2 separate regions of the Homo sapiens genome follow, and region 1 is linked to region 2. A link is a contact called in ENCODE Hi-C or POLR2A ChIA-PET data. All regions are on one chromosome and are shown on one strand. The core of a region is the stretch at or near the end of the contact, and the rest is flanking DNA. Distances in the headings are between cores, read along the strand shown. Region 1 has its middle 23 kb from the start of CP. Region 2 holds the start of PLSCR1 (phospholipid scramblase 1).

Region 1 (4,175 bases), core at 77-2,576, 2.7 Mb before region 2:
TACTTCCAGGCTGGGGCACCATGAGCAAAACTGTGAAGTGAAGGTTTGGTCTTCAGGGCCTACCTCCCCAGTGTATGAATTTCTCCTCTAGGTCCACCCTCCCTCCCACCGCTGTACCTGTCCAGCTGCCAGGTATTCTTATACTATATACAATCTCTCCAACTAAAGTGCTAAAGTAGGAGTTGAGTACAAGATGCAATATGTGAGAAAGTGGGGGAGGATTGAGCCAATAAGAGGAAATGATGGACCCCATGTATTAACATTTCCGTGGAATGGAATCACTGCTATACAGCATGCCATTCAACATAATTAACTCAGAAGAACATTAATATATTTTACTTAAAAATGCCCAGTAAGCAGACTGTGATATGAGGATTTGTGTGTAGATAGTGCTCTTGGAATCAACTAATATGGAAAGAATGAGAAATGAGTAGGATTGGACAGGGAGTGAGGTTAAGCAGAGATGCAGCCTCAACAGAAGTCACAGCCAACACAGTTCTGAAGATAGGGTGACCTTCAGCTTTCCTAAGCTGGAGTGAGAGAGCTGGGCTGTTATGTCCCTGAAGCAGTCATTAGATGCAATCTTGAGCAAGGTAGCTTTCTTCAGCCAAGGCTCTCTCTAAAGGAGGCTGACGCCTGCTGGAGTGAAATGTTCTTCATTCTTGATTGGGAATCTAGGGGTGGCATCAGAATGTCCACTATAGTTGCTCACCAAAACAAGTAGTTTTGGAAATTAAGAGTATCAATGAAAGCCAAATTCAGAAAGAAAAGATTTGTAAAGCAGAGGGACTGACAATAGACTTTGATGGTGGGCGAAATGTTTCTTTTTGTTTTTAAAAGCAGTCCTGTGGTCTGTTAAGTCTCATATCAAGGGAGTTTGCAAGTCAGTCCACTGCTCTGATTAGTTAAGAAAGGATCTACTACATGCATTCCACAAACACTTCTGAGTACTCTACCTGCTGTATGCCAGGCATTGTGTGATGTACTGGAAGGCAAGGGTTAGTGCTAAGTAGATTGTTACAGATTTGGGAGCTGGAGGTGGGGTTGGTTAATGTCATAGGACTATAACTCCCATGGATCTGTGGAAGTGGGAGATACAGAATTACGGTGGGGAGGGAGCAAAAGAACTTCACTGCAATATAGAATATAGAATTAAGATCCAATAGGACTAATATGCACAGCCTTGAGGGCAGGGAGGAGGTACATGTGATCCACACATTGGAATGTTCAGAGCAGGGATTCAAGGCTTTGTCACATTGAGTAATTGCCACATTGACTAAGATCACAAAGCAAGAAGTGAAACCAGAAGTGAAAGCTAGGACTATGCTGCCTACTATTTTTATAGCTTTAGTGTTTGCTCATTGTCTGGTTCTCCGTAAAGAAGTCTGATTTTAAAAGCTCTATTTAAATACACTTCATTTGTCTATTTCAGGAGAGATTCAAATATATACTTGGCAGATACCTGATAGAACTGGTCCTACCTCACTGGACTTTGAATGCATACCTTGGTTTTACTATTCAACTGTATCTGTGGCTAAGGTAAATTTTAAATCAAATAACAGTTCTTATCCTATCTCCTCCCAGAAATTATAACGGAAGGAAGAAGGTATTTATCATTGCTCTTAAGAACCTTAGTTCCATGTAAACTTTCTATTAAGTAACTTAATTACTGTTCAGCTTTTATTCCTACATTGGTCTGCATTTTTCAAGAGCAAAATAAACTATTACCTCATGATTACTTAGGCTTATAATTCTTTGCATAATCTCACTGTGAATTGAAAAATATATCTAATTATACAATAATAGACTATACTTTGTTCCACTGAATAGTATTCGAATTACAGAAAACAACATACACTAAAGAATTTTAAAATTCAGTTGGATGTGGTGGCTGATGTCTATACAAAAAATTTTAAAATTAGCCAGGCGCAGTGGCACATGCCTGTAGTCCTAGCTACGGGAGGCTGAGGTAGGAGGATTGCTTGAGTCCAGGAGTTCAAGATTATGCTGAGCTATGGTCACTCCATTGCCTAGGTGACACAGCAAAACTTGGTCTCTAAATAATAATAATAGTAACAATAGTAATCATAAATAAAGAATGGTATAATTCTATGATTAATAAGAAATATATATATACATATTGTGTGTGTAGGGGGGTGTATGTGTGTGTGTGTTTATATTTAAAACCCTCAACTATAGGGTTCAAGTTTATTTGCACTAAAAAAAAAAAAAAACAGTGCAAGTATTCTATTTGAACTCTTATCTTGGCCCACTCTGCCTGGAACAAGAATCTACACAGAGATTTAATTCAAAAACAAAATGAAGACAAACAAACCAAGACTCTCAACTAAAAGCTGCTGCAGGGGCAAAAGCACAAAGGTGAAGGGACTAACTCCTTTAGACTTCCTGCCAACCAACTTCAATGCCAGGAATTCTAATTAAAACCAAAATTCTTTTTTTATTAAAATGTCAAAAATAGAGCTAAATCCACTGAAAAATGTATCTAAAATCCCTTTCAGAGGTTTGGTGTTCTCTTTAGACTTCAACTCTAATGAATGAGGTTACAATTTTTCTTCAATCAAACATTGAGCATGTCAAATATTTTGTTCTTCACTCTCAGAATCCTGATAATTAAAAACTCAGGATTTGACCTCATTAAAAACTAAAACCGGATTCTACCTCTTTTATTTTGTGGGGGAAAATGTTAGTTGTGGCCACAGTGAACGATCTTGCTTTGCCTCCTCAGGACCTTCACAGTGGACTGGTAGGCCCTCTCTCTGTATGCCGCAAAGACATCAACCCCAACATAGTTCACCGTGTTCTCCACTTCATGATATTTGATGAGAATGAATCCTGGTACTTCGAAGACAGTATCAACACCTATGCTTCAAAACCAAACAAAGTGGACAAGGAAAATGATAATTTTCAACTCAGCAACCAAATGCACGGTAACATTCACTCACTGACTCACCAATGGTAACCCACAGGTTGCTCTGCACAAATGAAACAGATGAAAGGGCCTCGCTCCACACTGTTTATAGAATTCAACTACATATAACTGGTATGGATCATGTAGACCAGGGGTCAGCAAATTTTTTCTGCAAAGGGCCAGATAGTAAAGAAGTTAGGCTTGCAGGCCACATGGTCTCTATCATAAGCCATACTCTACTCTGCCACTGTAGAATGAAAGTGGTCACAGACAATAGGAAAACAAATGAAAGTGGCTGAGAGCCAAAAACTTCATTTATGGATGCTGAAATTTGTATCTCATAAAACATGTCAAGAAATAATATTATTAAATTTTTTTTCAACTATTTAGAAATTTTAAAACCATTCTTAGCTCATGGGCTGCAGTAACAGAGGCAGTGTGCTGGACCTTGCCCATATGCCACAGACTACTGATTTAGCAAGCACAGCAAATTCTCATGCTTTCTAGAGCTATGTAGACAATGTAAAAATAGGAACATCAGCTGTCATTTCAGGAGGAACTTACTACCATAATTTTCTAAGTATTTTGCTTGGATGAACACAGACAGAGGTGGGGCTTGGGGCAAACCAAAGTGAACATGGCCCCACCCACACTTCCCCATCACATTACCTTCACAGGCAGAACTTTTGAAAACTTCATGCTCATCAACCAAAATTATTTTATAGGTTGACTGTGACTAGGTGCATCTATTTACATCTAGATGACCTCCCCCACTCTAGAATCACAGTAACAAGACAATTATTCCAATAGAAAGCACATAAACAATCTCACTTACTTTCTTAGCCAGGGAAACTTCTCATCTTAAGCTGCTCAGCTGAGAGGGGTCAGAGATATGACTGGGTAAAAGATCCTTAACTAAGGCAAATTCAAATATAGTAATCTCCCACTTCTAAGGTTGTTTTTTCTCTTTTTTAGAAATATATGTAAATTTAAAGTTAATTCAAGGGTGACATCCATTTTACCAATAGTCTTTTTAATAAGTGTCATAGAGGGCACAAAGCACCTTGCGAGGCCCTAAAGAGATACAAAGGCCCATAATATGGGTCATCTGCCCTCATGTTGTTTACAGTCTAAGGGACGCCAGACTTGCGCATTGCTGCAATCCAAGGAGGATGACGCGGGGTGGGATGCTGTCACGGAAATTTAAACACAGCGCAGTGCTTTAAATTCCTATTTGGAAGATTTG
Region 2 (4,019 bases), core at 822-3,321:
GGAGTGGCTGCCATGACTGGATGGCTTTCTGGTTTCACTACTCTGGTCAAAGAGACCAGAATGTGAGTCTATGCACTGTGTCATCCACAGAAAAATGCTGGCTAGCTGAAAAATGTTACCTGAACTTAACAATGTTTTGCAGGATGTGACAAAAATAATCAACCACATTAAAGTACATTTTCTTAACTCACATCTGTTTGTGCAGCTCTGTGAGGAGATGGACACTGGGCATGCATGTCTTCTCTTATACACAGAAATGAGATGGCTTTCTAAAAGTAGATCACTGGCTGAAATTTTTGAATTATGAGAGCTGCTCCAGAGATTTATTTTAGAAAATCAGTCACCATTGGCGGCACATTTCAGTGACACAGAAAGGGTTGCAAAACTTGCTTACTTGTGTGATGTATTCAACTCGATCTATGAACTCAACTTGTCGCTTCAGGAGAGAAGGACAACTGTGTTCAAGGAAGCAGATAAATTGGTTGCATTGAAAGCCAAACTGGAATTATGGGGGCAACGAATGAACATTGAGATTTTTGACATGTTTCAAACATTAGCAGAGATTTTGAAGAAGACTGAGCCAGCAGCTTCTTTCTCTCAGCTGATGCATGATCACCTATCTTAGCTTTCAAAAGAGTTCGAGCATTACTACCCAACCACAAAAGAACCCTGAACTGGGAATGAATGTATCCATGACCCATTTGTGAGTAAGTCAGGTGAATCGATTTTGTCCGTACTAGAAGAGGATCAATTGCTTGAGATCACAAATGATGGTGGCCTTAAAAGTATGTTTGAGACAGCTTCAAATCCCATGTTCTGGATTAAACTCAAGGTGGGATATCCTGAGATTGCCACAAAAGCACTGAAGAGTCTGCTTCCATTTCCAACATGCTATCTTTGTGAAGCAGGATTTTCTGCAGTGACAGCAACCAAAACAAGATTACGGAGTAGACTGGACATAAGCAACACACTTCTGGTGTCACTGTCTCCCACCGTTCCCAGATGGGACCTTCTAATTGCAGGAAAACAAGGTCAGGGCTCCCACTGATTCCACATTATGGTGAGTTGTATAATTATTTTATTATATATTACAATGTAATAATAATAGAAGTAAAGTGCGCAATACACGTAATGTGCTTGAATCATCCTGAAACCGTCTGCCACCCGGCCCTGGTCCATGGAAAAATCCTCTTCCGTGAAACTGGTCCCTGGTGCCAAAAAGGTTGGGGACCACTGGTTTATCCAGGGTCATCCAGGTTGGAGTGGGGTCAGGAGAAATGGGGAAATTTAGGTAAAAGTATACAAAGTTACAAACACGTAGGATGAACAAATGGGAAGACCTAATGTACAACATGAGGGCTATAGTTAATGATAGTGGTATTCAGGATTTATGCTAAATAAGTAGATTATAGCTGCTCTTGCCCCAAGGGGGGAAATGTGTAATTATAGGAGTTGATGGATATGTCATACAAATAACTTAAATACACAGAATAAAAACTATTTTAGTTTAAAAAGGAACAATATTTATAAAAAAATAAAGTGAGCTCGAAAACATTCAAATAACTGCTTAAAAATTAAAAAGTAATATCACATAATTTAATAGAAGGAAAGAAAGAGCAAGACAGCAAGAAAGAAAAGGCACCATAAAGAAAAACAATTTTGGCCCCTCCTCATTTGTAGTCTTAAGCTGCCTCTACTCCCTCGCCTTGAAAAGCCACGGGCTTCCGAGGGATGGAGGTCAAAGCCAGAGTAAAGAAAGTTCCCGGGGGAGGCCACTCCCCAGCTGATGACTTTCCAGTTCCAGTTAGTGTCGGAGTCCCAGTTCCTCTCCTTAACCACCGGACAAACGTCTCTGGAGTCTCTCCAATGAGCAAGAAAGCAAGTCGGGGGTAGGGGAGGGGCCTCACACCAGGGGGTGGGCGCAGTCCCTCCTCCAGCTCCTTCACCCTCCAGTAGTCTCGTGGGTCCCCGAGCGCCAGCGCGGGAACCGGGAAAAGGAAACCGTGTTGTGTACGTAAGATTCAGGAAACGAAACCAGGAGCCGCGGGTGTTGGCGCAAAGGTTACTCCCAGACCCTTTTCCGGCTGACTTCTGAGAAGGTTGCGCAGCAGCTGTGCCCGGCAGTCTAGAGGCGCAGAAGAGGAAGCCATCGCCTGGCCCCGGCTCTCTGGACCTTGTCTCGCTCGGGAGCGGAAACAGCGGCAGCCAGAGGTGCGCGGGCGGCTTTCTCTGCCGCCTCCTGGGGACTTGGGCGCGGGAACTGCGCGGAGCCTGCGCTGGGGCCAGGGCCGGGGTCAGGTGTGGAGGGCAACTTGTGGGGAACCGGCGCGAGGGCCCGCAGGTTGTGTTTGCTGCTCTGGGGGTGGAGGATGTGGGGTGAAGGTTGGGGCCAGAAATGCAAGAGGCCTCTGAAAGGGACCCTGGAAGTGGAGCAGGTACACGGCAAGGGGCCCCAGGCGGCCCAGCGGCACCCGGGCTCACCCCAGAACCATTCGAATGACAAGGGGTGCCCTGCCTGAAAACGCCTTGCGGGGCTCAGCTTCCCCTTAGCTACACTGCTTTACAGGTAGAGAGCGGCCCTGAATCCTGGGTAGAGTCTGGGCTCAGGAGCATGTGCCAGCGTAGTGGGGCTATTAGAAGGAATGGTTAATACAGCCTGCAAGCTGTCATTTATCAGTAAGTATTCAATGAAGTCCGCCGGAGCCCACATCTATGCTAGGCCCTCTACAATACCAGCTTAGGAAAGATAGTGGCGGTATCTAGCACGGTTCCTAAGACCATTAGCTCCAGTCAGGCTCCCCGACTTTAAATTCGGCCTCTACTGCTTCACGTCTGTGGACTGTCAGCCACTTTCTTCTTATATATGTTCTTTCCATTGCCTCATCTCTGAAATTGTGTAACTATTAAATGAGCTACAGAGTATTAATGTAAAATTCTTAGAGCAGTGCCTGGCGCTACAGAAAGTACTCAGTGAAAGTTAGCTCTTATTATTTTAAATATTTGACAAAGTTCCTGCTTCTCCAAGCTGATTCTCTGGTTCCCAGGTGGTTTCATTCATGCACTGTTATTCCTGGAAGTCTTGGCATGGCCACTTCCCAGTTCCAGGAACAGGCAGTCGTTGTTTTTTCTGGCTTATCACATTGAGATACATGGTTACTACAAGTGACACTTAAACGTGTCAGACAGTTTGGGGGCTCCCTTCTTGAACTTTTTCTAAGAGCAAACCTTTGTCTTAATGCCACCCTGTTTACAACAATAGTAGGGCTTTGAACAATGAGAAAATGCGGGGAAATGAAAAAGACATATAAAGGGAAAGAGTGGATTTATGCAATTGGATAGAAAAGTGGCATGTAAAATAGCTGGTTTATAGATCAAACTGCCTTTAGATCTGTAAAGGAGCTTAGAGTACATACAGGTGGAGAGACATCAGATGTGTGTGAGCAGACCCTTATGTACTTCTCCATCTTCATCTCTAAGAATGTCTCCCTCTTTTGCTCTGTAACCTCACTCGTCTTCCTTTACTTGAATGAGGGACGTTCCTCCAGCTCAGGAATTCTACCTATGGAGTTCCCTCTATCTATGATGCCCTCCAACACCCCACCCACCATACCTCCATAGACTAGTTGATTTGAGACTTCCTTCATCTCCTAGTCTGACTTTTCTTAAACCCCCTACCACCATCTAAGTTAGTGCCCCATAACCCTTTCTTATAGCAACATTAATTTTATTTATAGCACTTAGAGTATTTTTAATAATATATTTAATTCTTAATTGTCTGTCTCCCCTAGTGTCTAGGTATTGTGCTCTAGTGCCTGGTATAGTGCCTTGCATGCTCTATGCCTTCAATTAATTCCTTTAAAACCACACAAGCTTTATATTTAGTGAATATTTATATAGGAAGAATTTCTATGTGTATATATGTGTATCTGTGTATATACACACTGTATTGCACTGCCCTGAATAGTGCTAAATTAAAAAACCAAAACACTTTTTAATCAGAACTTAATAGTTGCACTCTT

The links. A loop is a pair of places that touch in the nucleus more often than their neighbours do. ChIA-PET counts read pairs that join two places held with the same protein, here RNA polymerase II (POLR2A). Pooled maps may share reads with other maps.
Region 1: a loop to region 2 is called in a map with no recorded cell type, with 14 times the contacts of the local background. The contact joins the enhancer-like site here to the promoter of PLSCR1 in region 2. A Hi-C loop is called at or near these places in 1 of 37 single-sample maps with no recorded cell type and 1 of 50 pooled maps. POLR2A ChIA-PET finds 5 or more read pairs at or near these places in 1 of 52 experiments (activated T-cell).

Annotation. Positions count from the first base shown.
Region 1 is chr3:149,243,027-149,247,201 of GRCh38, reverse strand. It overlaps the pseudogene CPHL1P. Among named protein-coding and RNA genes, the nearest start is that of CP, 23 kb to the right of the region's middle. Within about 2 kb of position 1,326, at least 7 of the 41 ENCODE cell types and tissues checked have a DNase peak (open chromatin) inside an H3K27ac peak, as active enhancers do.
Region 2 is chr3:146,542,659-146,546,677 of GRCh38, reverse strand. It overlaps PLSCR1 (phospholipid scramblase 1), which reads left to right and starts at 2,071. Exons shown (of 9, transcript NM_021105.3): 1 at 2,071-2,211. RefSeq lists an enhancer at 1,742-2,221.